Linked DNA regions of Homo sapiens: region 2 is linked to region 1. A link is a contact called in ENCODE Hi-C or POLR2A ChIA-PET data. All regions are on one chromosome and are shown on one strand. The core of a region is the stretch at or near the end of the contact, and the rest is flanking DNA. Distances in the headings are between cores, read along the strand shown. Region 1 overlaps ANTXR1 (ANTXR cell adhesion molecule 1). Region 2 overlaps ANTXR1 (ANTXR cell adhesion molecule 1).

Region 1 (5,437 bases), core at 2,099-4,598:
CACTCATCCTCTCACTCCTTTCCAGTTGGGATGGAGGAAGGAGAGAGGAGTTGTCCAGAGGCAGCCGGAAGTGAGGCCAGGCGCTAACCCAGGAGCAGGGCATGCCAGCCTGGAGTCTCCCTGGCTGTGGCGCTGCAGTGCGCTGCCTCGGATGCTCTCCTCGGCGTGACCCAGCTCTCCCCACAGAAGGCAGCCAGAGTCACATGGCCTCCTGTGGCTGCTCTGTGGCTGCCCCGTGGCTCTGTGGGCTGGCTATGTGGACAGGAATCTGTACTCCCAGGTACTGCTGGTGCATGTGCAACAGGATAAGCCATGGCCACGAGGAAATAAATATAGGTTCGAGTCAGCCACGCCTGTCCCCAGTTCAGTTTATTCTCTAATACAAGCCTTTCCTGGAATGGAGAATCTCTTAGTGAGAAAAGAGTAATGCAGAGTTCATTTCTAGTCTTGGCTTTGCCTCTGGCTTGCGGTGCAACCTTAGCTCACTGTCATCCCGCTCAGCCTCCATTTTGCATCTGAAATATGAGCCTAATGATCCCTGCCCTGCCTTAACTCACGAGGTTGTCATTACAAGGAAACGAAGCACAGCTTCTATCAAGGCTGGTGCTTATAGCCTATTAGATAATCATGCAGACTCTGCAGCCAGGCTGCCTGGGTGCAGATCCAAGCTCCCGTGTGTAACCTTGGACAAGCTACTTAATCTCTCTATGTCTGTTCCTCACCTTTAAAATGAAAGGAATAATACACCATCCTGATAGCTCTGCTAGAAGTTTAAATTTGACTAAGTGACATACAGGAAGTGCTTAGAGATTGCCTGCATGCAACATGCGCTGGCAAGTCTGGCTGTCATTGTAGATGCTCCTTGACTTAAGATGGGGTTATGTCCTGATAAATCCATCGTAAGTTGAAAATACCATAACTCAAAAATGCATTTAATACACCTAACTTCCCAAACATCATCGCTTAGCCTCGCCTACCTTAAACATGTTCGAAACACTGACATTACCCTATGGTTGGGCAAAATCATCTAACGCAAAGCCTATTTTATAATAAAATGTCGAATAGCTCATGTAATTTATTTAATATTATACTGAAAGTGAAAAACAGAATAGTTGTATGGGTACTCACCATTAATATACACAACTGAAAGCACCTTTATAAAGTCACAGTATTGTTTAAGTCGAACCATTGTTAAGTTGAGGACTGCCTGTATTATCATCACCGATGGAAGGACATCTTGAAAATAATAATGCTTGGGCCGGGTGCGGTGGCTCACGCCTGTAATCCCAGCACTTTGGGAGGCCGAGGCAGGCGGAGCACAAGGTCAGGAGTTTGAGACCAGCCTGGCCAATATGGTGAAACCCCATCTGTACTAAAAAAATATATAGAAATTAGGTGGGCCTGGTGGCAGGTGCCTATAATCCCAGCTACTTGGGAGGCTAAGGCAGGACAATCACTTGAACCCGGGAGGCAGAGGTTGCAGTGAGCCAAGATTGTGCCACTGCACTCCAGCCTGGGTGACAGAGTGAGACTCTCAGAAAAAAAAGATAATAATAATAATAATAATGCTCAATTTAGGTACTACATGATCCTACACTGTCATCATAAGCTTTATAATTTTACTCAATACAGCGTCACCATTCCTGCAACATTCCATCATCTGCCAACAGCTGATTCCAAATATGAGGATAACCTCCAGTAGTTCCCTGTTGCGCTTAGAAAAAATTTCAAAAGCTTCATCATGGCCTATGTGGCCGTGGTCATCTGGCCCTGCTGCCTTTTCTAGCCTCATTTGGAGCCATTGTCTGTCTCACTTAGATTCAACAGCCTCACTGGCCCTCTTTTAGCTCTCAAAAGATCTGGGGTCCTTCTTGCCCCGGGATCTTTGCAGTGCCTCCCCCTCTCCCACTCCATCCCATCACCCAACCTCAGGTTTCAGCTTAAATAGCCTTTCCTTGGGGAAGCATTTCCTGACCTCCCAGATGAGGGCCAGCCCCCTCCTCCTTTTGTGTGCTCATCACAATTATAATTACATAACAATTTGTGTAATTACTAGCATGTTGGCTCCTTGGACAAGGTACTTTATCTGTTTCGTTCATTGCAAGCCTTAGCACATTGCTTGGCACATGGTACACACTCAAAGAATTTATTTTTTAATTATGTTAAATAACTGTCTCTCCTGCCTCCTATAAAATCCATGAAAGCAGAGACTGTGTTTCTCTTCTCAAAGCCTGCATCTCTAGTATATAGTAGGTCTTCAATAAATATTTGTTGAATGAATGAATAAACAAATGACCTGGAATAACCTCCCTAACTTTTCACCACTTGAAGATTTTCCTGTACATCTTCTTCCTCCTCTTGCCAATGGGGACGTTGTGCTTAGCACTCAGATGTGTCCTCTATCTCCCATCCCAGGCAGCTTCCTAACCTTCACTCAGGCAAGAGTTTAATGTCAGCTATATTCTGCAGTCATGACTTGCAGATATCATAAGCGACATCAGTGTCACAACAAAAGCAGAATATTATCCTTTAATAATATATGTATTCCTTTGTATCTTCTAGTTATAGGAACTTGTAGTCACAGCCTGATTAATGACATAGATCTTATTCATCTTCATTTCACCTGTAGGCCCTACCACAGCCTTTTTGTACAGCACATGTACCCAATCAAAGCTGAGGCTTGAAGGGATGACTATTATATACTTAGTATAATAACTTCTCAACCCTGTCTCTGGCCCCAGAAACTGGGATACAATGAAGTTCTTAGTGAGCTTGAATTGAAGCCACTTTAAGCTTTTTCCTGGTCATCCATTAGAAGAAGCACAAGAACTTCCCTACTCCAAGAGTCCCCGACTCTGATTCACCTTCTACAGCTACATCTGCTATGACCTCCAAAATCATCACTTCAGTTTTACTCAAAAACCCACCAAAGTTCTTTCTATAACTTACAGAACTTTGTGCAAATCCCTCAGGCTAACTCAAAGAACTTGACCAAACTTTCTATACTGATCTTTTCAAATTCTTCTTATATCCTACCTTGGAACATGCCTTTAGTATGCCCTGTCTTTGCTCATGCCATTCCTCCAACCAAGAATGTCTCTTCCCCATCTCTGCACAAAAGCATAGCTCATGTTTTGTGCTTTCCGAAGACCTGACTATGACAGCCATGTACAGGAAGCTTCCTGTCTTATGAAGCCCAATGATACTTTGGTGAAGTCATTTGTCAGCAAACTTTTTCCACAAATATGGCTTATCTCTCCAACTACCCTTAGACGTGGAACTCCTTAGGACCAGTCTAATATTTTCTTGTTTCCCCTCAGTGATTCCTGCTCTATCTAGGAGTTCACTCACTATTTTCTCACCAGTTGACTCAACTGCACATACCACAGGAAGCTATGATTCAGGCAGGAGCACTTGAGTTCACTGCTAATGGGTTTTACAGCTCAAGAGTTTTGTTTTTGTTTTTGTTTTTTTATTATTATTATACGTTAAGTTCTAGGGTACATGTGCACAACGTGCAGGTTTGTTACATATGTATACATGTGCCATATTGGTGTGCTGCACCCATTAACTCGTCATTTACATTAGGTATATCTCCTAATGCTATCCCTCCCCCCTCCTCCCACCCCACAACAGTCCCCGGTGTGTGATGTTCCCCTTCCTGTGTCCAGGTGTTCTCATTGTTCAGTTCCCACCTGTGAGTGAGAACATGCGGTGTTTGGTTTTCTGTCCTTGCGATAGTTTGCTGTACAGCTTAAGTTTTTAAGCTCAAAAAGATTTTTGTTTTTTTGGTATCTCCCTGGACTTGGTTGATGTTCTCTAGAAGTCATTGAATTTGAAATTATAAACTCACCTCCCTCTTCTTAATCCAGTGATTTCCTTTTTGCAGATGAGAAGCCCTTTTCTGTGGAAGATACTTATTTACTGTGTCCAGCGCCTATCTTAAAAGAAGTTGGCATGTAAGTTTTCACCAGCAACTGAACCTCCCAGCCAGGGAAGAGAGAGAGGAGGTGTACGGGGACAGGGGAAAAGAAAGCATCTAGAGAAAGTGGAGCCTTTCTCTAGGTTCCTCCAGCTTATGACGGAGCCAGTGTTTACAGTGACCCAGACGCCAGGATAAGTGTTTTACAAAGTATCTCACTTCATTCTCCCAGGTTCCCCATTAACTAGGTATTCCCACTATCCCAGTTTTACAGACATAGAGACTGTGGCTGCAAGACTTTAAATAGCTTGCCTAAGGTCACACAGCAGTGAGTGGAAGAGCTGGGCTCAATCCAAGGTCTGTCTGGCTTAATCACACCTACACTTCTAGAAAGTTCTCACACACTTGACCTCGCTCTGTCATCACCATTGCCCCGCTAGATAATTGTTATCTCCTCCTTAGAGAAAGGGAGGCTCAGAAAGGCCAAGTAGGGCCATGGCTGGTTCATGGCGAGCCAAGACCCCAGACTCACGCCTTCTGATGTCCCACACGGTGCTCCTTCCTTGACTCTGCGCAGCATCGGATGTTCACCCAGACCGGAAAAAATTCCCTGAACTAATTTATAGGGGAAAATCTCATGGTGATGCAATTATAATAAGCACTAGTGAGATGAGATCAAAACCATCAACAGAAGAAAGAGAATGGGCACCCTGAGCAAGAAAAGAAATACATGGGAAATGAGGCAATGCTGGTGCAGAGAACAATAACAACAAAAATAACCTCTCCAAAACCGTGTCTATAATAGGCTAGACAAAGAATGGAGGCTTTAAGGGAAAAAAGTTGAACTTGTTCATCTGAATTTTGCCTTCAATCGTGTGTTCATATTGTGAAACCTCCAACTCTGGTTGCCCAGCATCAATCTGTGATGCCACTGATTTCACAAATTAGCTCAGTGTCCATGCTGCGAAATGCAACAAAACAAGAGGTCAGTTTCCAGCGAGTGTCTTAGAGTGGGAAGAGATGGAAGACAAATGCATCTTCTGCTTTACTTCTGTGAGTCTGTTGAATGGTAACAAAGCCACCCCCATCAAATCACTGAGAGTCCAGATAACAGCAGAATATTGCATTTATAGTTAGCCCAGTCTACCCCCATTGACTTGGACTATTTTTGAAGAATACTTTGTCCAACTACAATGTGACAAGCAAGTTAAATGAAAGTAAGCTTTGCCCATTCAATGCCACTCACTGCAATGCCGGAACGTCTGAATGCACTGCCTTAATATACCAGCCAAGCATATCCTGACACTTCTCTAAACTTTAAAGGAGGATGGGCTATACAGACTACCCCCGACATTTTACAAAAGAGGAAACTCAGACCCCTCCTCCCCTGGAGAAGAGACTCCAGTCTCAAGGGTATTTAAGAGCAGAGCCCAAAGGAGTCCTGTGTGTCTGGCTCTCAGCCTGTTGCTCATTGCACGCCCTGCTGAGAGTCTGCTTCCCTTGTTGTCATTGCAG
Region 2 (5,808 bases), core at 3,140-5,639, 41 kb after region 1:
ACGTTCACTAGGTTAGCTATATTAAATGCATGTTCAACTTATGACATGTTCAGCTTACAATGGGTTTAATCTGGACATAGTCCCATCATACATCGAGGAGAATCTGTACCATGAACTCCTCCATGGCGAGGAGAAACTAGTCACAGAAACTAATCCCAAAATATGGTACAGTGCCTAGTACATATTATAATTTGTGTATTTTCCAAATCAAACTAAAAACCTAAGTCTTCCTAGGGGAAGAGTGTTCGATGCAGAAGGAGCCCACAGACCTATGGAACTGTAATGAGTGGTTGTGTCATGGGGGTTTGTATTATCCTATTTCATGACTTACATGTATGTTATATGCAATATTTTATATGTATCTAATATTATATAACAAGGACATTCAAATCAGTTTCTTAAATAAAATCCTAGAAATAGGCCCATTTTATTGAGAGGTTAATGGTATATGAGAAACCCCAAGTGAAAAGATCTTAGCATATTTTGCAAAATGAAAAAGTTCTGAGCAGGGCACAGTGACTCGCACCTATAATCCCAACACTTTGGAAGAGCCGAGGCAGGAGGATCACTTGAGCCCTAGAGTCTGAGACTAGCCTAGGCAACATGGTGAGACAGCATCACTATTTAAAAAAATAAAGTTCCGGAAATTAGTTGCATAATTATGTGAATATATGTAACACTACTAAACTGTACACTTAAAAATAATTAAGATAATAAGTTTTATATTAAGTTCTTTTAACCACAATTAAAAAGAAAAAAAAAATCCTGCTTTTAAAGCTGCAATTTTTCTGCAATCCAACTAGTTAAAACACCACACTATTTAGGTCAAATCAAATCACTGTATTTCTGTTCATATAACAACAATTTTTTTTCAGTATTTTGGGAGAGGCTCATGTCCATGCATTCAGAATTTTTTCCTATATAAACAAAATTGTTCTCCCTGTCTTGTTTTCAGTGGCCTTATAGGTATCTTATGAACAGCTTTTAAAGAATTACGTAACAGATCACTTTTAATTCATTTAATTGAATTTCAAGGATAGTTCAACAAATAAGCCCACTGGACATCTCCAATGACAAATTGCAAAGGGCAAAAATTAATCAAAAACTTGATATACCTTAAGTGGAAATAAAAATAAAGCATTAAAATAATGTTCTTCGCACCGTTAAGAATAACATTTAATTTGTAGGGCCAGACAACCCAAGCCTAACATCACCAAAAGGATTTACTGACAGTTTAATAAAAACACAACTGGGACAGGCAACTTCTGATGCAGGCATCTTGGGCCTAATACTGATTGTGCCTTCTTGATCCTGTTCCAGCCTCCACCCATTCCCATATGGACACGCCTCAGGCTACAGCTGACAAGATTATTTCTCGTTAGCACACAGAGCTCTGCCATGACCTGCCCTCACCTCTGGAGGGCAGGTACACCACACACCTCACACACCCATTTTTTTCTCATCTCTGGCTTCCCTCATCCTTTGTGGGCTGCCTGATAACCCCCAACCCCCATGCTTATGCCTGCCGGTGAAATGGAAAGAGGCGAGTTGTTGTCAAAGTCGACTGGGTTTCAATGCCGCATCTTCCTCTTCTGGTTAAAGGATTAGTCCAATCCTTTAACCTTAATTTCCCCCGTGTGAAAAACTAGAAAATTGGAACCATATTGTCTCTAAGGCTGCTTCCTCATATTCGTACCTTCTTTGAGTGAATCTGCTTCTCCCTTTCAAGATTCCCTGGTCTGTGGTTTTCAAACCTGGTTGCATACTGAAACCATCTGAGGAGTTTTTATATGATACAAGTACTCAGGGGCAGCATTTCCAAACTATGTCAGGGCAATCATACCCTGCAAGTATGAATAGGGGCACTTCAGAACAAGAGGTATTTAGACAGTGAGTTTTAAAGACATCCTTAAACTAAGTTGAATCACTGCCTTTACTGCAGGACTTCTCAGAGTCATTAATAGGATAATTTGCATGTGACTCTTCAAATTTATTTTGACCCTAGAACTCTTCCTTGGCCTGTCACTACCTGTACTCTCCCAAACACTTATTAACATACTGACATCTGGAAGGACACCAGTATTCTGCCAAATACTATTTGGGAAACACAGTCCTAGAGAACGCTGAAGCAGCTAAAAGAGCAGGTTCCTGGATCCTAAGATGCAGCCTCTTTTGTGCCCTCCCTGGAGGCTGTATCAATATCAACAAGCTTGAACATCTTGTGAACATCATCAACTCACCCTTGTTCCTTCTGTGCCCTGCTCAGATCCCACTGACACTACTAGTGTCTAAAAATCGGCTTTCCCGTAACCCAGGCAGAGGCCAGAGGCTGCTCCTTCAAGCCTCAGGGAATCTGAAATCATGGATTTATTTTGCTGTTTCACTTCACAGACTTTTGCAGTGACACTGGCATACCATCTGATGGAGACCATGCACAGCCATTCTCTCACATTACCATGTGAGTCCCTTAGGCCCTGTGGACTAATGGTAAAGCTCCTGCTGCAACTCTCACTTTAGACAGTGATGAATTGGGCCTTTTAAATAGTCTCAGTCTTAAGGGAGATGAGATGAGAGACCAAAAATCATTTGAAATCTGAGTTCCAAATTGGAGGGAAAAAAAGTTGACCTCATTTCTTTGAAAATTTCTGGTACCACATTCCAAATTAACACCCTTGGTACCATCCTTTGCTAAACTTTTACAGTGTAAAATTACTGGATTCAGGCAGTCCTTGGCCAGCATTAACCCACCCCAATCAGTCATGAGGTCTCTATTCAATTGATGCTGTCTATACAGTGGAAAGATTCCTTTATCCTCCATCAACTAGCATCTCATCTCTCCTGGATGTTTTCCATATCAAGTTGCCTACTTTCCCTTGATTTCTTGACTTCAATTAAAAGAATACTTACAAGGTTTGGGAGCCAGAATGGAAGGCTAGAATGTAAAAAGGGTCAGAGCAAGCATCTCCTTCTAGCTGTGACATTAAAGCCCTTATTAGATGGCTTTTCAGATCTGGATTGGCATTTCTTCTATACATAACTCTGTTCTGGTGGCTTCTCATGCAGAATTTAAAAGGCCAGGGGGGCAGCAGTTGAGCCGGCTTTAAGAGATCAACCCAGAAGTCCCCCAGGACATACAGTGCTTTAAATCAAAGGCTTCAAAAAAGACCTTTGTCATCTAAATACAGGCACATTTATTTGAGCTAACCTCTGAGCGTGCAGGAAGTCATCATTTGTGGAAAAAAAAAAATCCATTACTATTGACTGACAATGCAGCAGACTCCACAGCAAAAGAAAAACAAAAATTCCTGGAAAAAATAGAATAGAAGTTGCCTTAAATGCATAGCCAGGCTCATGAGAAAATAGGAGATGTTTCCAGGGCCCAAATAAAGCAGGATCTGGAAATCAGATGGTCATCTGACCCTAAAGCAGTGGCTTCCTGCCTGAGATTTTCTTATCTCAGTAACCTAGATGTTTGGCTTAATAGCCTTTCATGGGCCCATAAAAGTTTGGGAGTTGAAATTGAGTCTTCTGCCTAAAGCTGCCTAAAGCCTTGAGTGAAAGATGGGCTATGGGTTTGATGTGGGTGTGTATGTTTGTGTCCCTAAGAATTCATAACCTCTGAGAGGTCTAGAGTTCAAACTTACACTACTTGAGGTTTTGTAAATTGGAAGCTGAGAAAAAGTTTGGAAATGCTTAGGGATCTGCAAGAGGAAACCTGAAACCTCTGGCAGGTTCGTCCCTCAACCCAGGCCTCATAGAATTTCCATAGGTAAATGCCTACTACACATGAGCTCACAATCCCAAATTACCAAAAACCCAAGGAATATTATTTATTACTTGGGCCCTTGGGATTTTATGATACACATGGAAAGCACAAAAGACCAGAGAAAGGATGAGGAAGTCAGTCCCTGTCAGCACTATTCCCTTTGCTCTGTCCAAAGTTAACAATAATTGTTAAATAGCAGATACACTGAAAATTCTCTGTGTATCACCATTTCTCCTGTAACATGAAATGTGTTCCTGAAGATATGACTGCATTATGGAATTTTGGCCCATGAAAATAATAGGACTAATGGGGGAAATGGGTTCAGAGCAGAACATTCAAAACTGTGCGATCTTACAAAATAATATATTAGGTTGGCGCAAAAGTAATTGCGGTTTTTGCCATTGAAAGGAATGACAAAACTGCAATTACTTTTGTGCCAACCTAACGCTAAAAAATAATAAACTCAATAAAAATGCCACCGTTTTAAACACCTTAAATTCTTAATAAAACATACTTCAGTAAATATGGCTCTTTACCTTGATTTTTTTTAAATAAACAGGTGAAGTTTCTTAGTTGACGTGAGTCTGATGCAGCACCGTGGCTTTGAGCTACAGAAACAAGACGGAAGGAAGGACATTCTTAGGGCAAAGTGTCACAACACAAGGGGAGATGGCTATGACTCAGCGTCTTGTTATTCCTTCTGCACTGGCTTAAAATAGAATTTCAGCTTTTGTTGTGTTGCCAGGTTCCTCTTTTCATGTAAAAAAAAAAGCAATTTGCGTGGTTCCAAATAAGACTGAAAACCATGAAAGTACTATTCTGCTGCTCTCGGCATTACCTCCTTTTCTTCACTCCATCACACATGCCTCTAATCCCCTCTAAGGCAACTGGTGGCTCCTGTGAGTTCCATTCTCCTTTCTTTGGTTTTTCAGCATGGTCTCTGAGGAAGCTCATTTGGGTTTCTTTATGCCCATTGCTCTCACAGTATCTCATCTTCTCTTATATCTTTACAAACATCTCCTGCACAGGCTGAAGGCTTTCCTCCCTCATTCAACCCCTGCATTTTTCGAACCAGGACACACGCTCCTATTGACAGTGCTATGTAAAAGGTTTTTAATGAGGAAAAGAACACGCATTCAGGAGCGCCATACATGCTGGACTTGCACAAGGACACACCTAAGTGAGAAAGCAAATGAGGTATGCCTGGTTTCTGCATATTCCTCCCCAGGTCACTACTGGTGGCTGGGCAGCATTTTCACATTCACCTGATGTTACTCAGTGGCGCCGAATACTGTCACCTCACACTTTTAAATGTGTAATGGTTAATGTTATATGAAGTTGACTATGAAGAACAAAAGACGAAAAATGTACATTACCTTCTCCTTTACCTTGCAAAAATCATATTTTGAGCTGGCACAGTTTTGCAGTTTAGTGATTTTAATGCCCTGTTTAACTACCACATATGAACAGTCACAAGTTACATATCTGTGTTGGAACAAAACAGACTGTGCGTGTAGTTTTCAAATTTTCAGAAAGTCTTCTTAGAAATGAATTTCGGATACAAAACTGGAAAATGGAGTCTATAATCACAGGGCAAGTGAATTTACATGGAAGCCTGGGTTAGGGGATGAAAGGGGGTATAGGTGGTATCTAATAAGATGGCACAATTAACCGTAAGGCCAACCCGTGACTCTGATTAGATTCCCATGACGCAATGCATCCAAGCATCACAGCCCACTCTTGGCAGTTGGGACTTTCAGCATCTTAACTACTGAAGAAACATTTATATGGAGGGTTAAGAGACCAGAATTGAATCTTGTAACATGTATTAAGTGCTTATTTGAGAGGCAAGGAAGTTTATTATAATCAGAAATGCTTCCTTTATCCCTCCCTTTTCAGGAACACACACTCATTTATTCCAGAAATAGTGGCCGAGTAACAAACACTAAGCTGTGTGTCAGGAGATAAGTATGCCCATGTCTTCAAGAGCTTACAGTCCAGTGCGGAAGACAGAGGAATAAACACAGTTCAGTGAGTTTGTT

Evidence for each region. A loop is a pair of places that touch in the nucleus more often than their neighbours do. ChIA-PET counts read pairs that join two places held with the same protein, here RNA polymerase II (POLR2A). Pooled maps may share reads with other maps.
Region 2: a loop to region 1 is called in a map of endothelial cell of umbilical vein, with 4 times the contacts of the local background. The contact joins two enhancer-like sites. A Hi-C loop is called at or near these places in 6 of 168 maps with a recorded cell type or tissue (PC-3, PC-9, aorta and 3 more) and 5 of 50 pooled maps. POLR2A ChIA-PET finds 5 or more read pairs at or near these places in 5 of 52 experiments (AG04449, AG04450, BJ and 2 more).

What each region holds. Positions count from the first base shown.
Region 1 is chr2:69,119,128-69,124,564 of GRCh38, forward strand. ANTXR1 (ANTXR cell adhesion molecule 1) reads left to right here. Exons shown (of 18, transcript NM_032208.3): 11 at 3,890-3,959. Among named protein-coding and RNA genes, the nearest start is that of MIR3126, 18 kb to the left of the region's middle. Within about 2 kb of position 3,349, at least 2 of the 41 ENCODE cell types and tissues checked have a DNase peak (open chromatin) inside an H3K27ac peak, as active enhancers do; they include endothelial cell of umbilical vein, where a contact is called at or near this core.
Region 2 is chr2:69,158,787-69,164,594 of GRCh38, forward strand. The region is part of intron 13 of ANTXR1 (ANTXR cell adhesion molecule 1); the gene reads left to right. Among named protein-coding and RNA genes, the nearest start is that of MIR3126, 58 kb to the left of the region's middle. Within about 2 kb of position 4,390, at least 6 of the 41 ENCODE cell types and tissues checked have a DNase peak (open chromatin) inside an H3K27ac peak, as active enhancers do; they include endothelial cell of umbilical vein, where a contact is called at or near this core.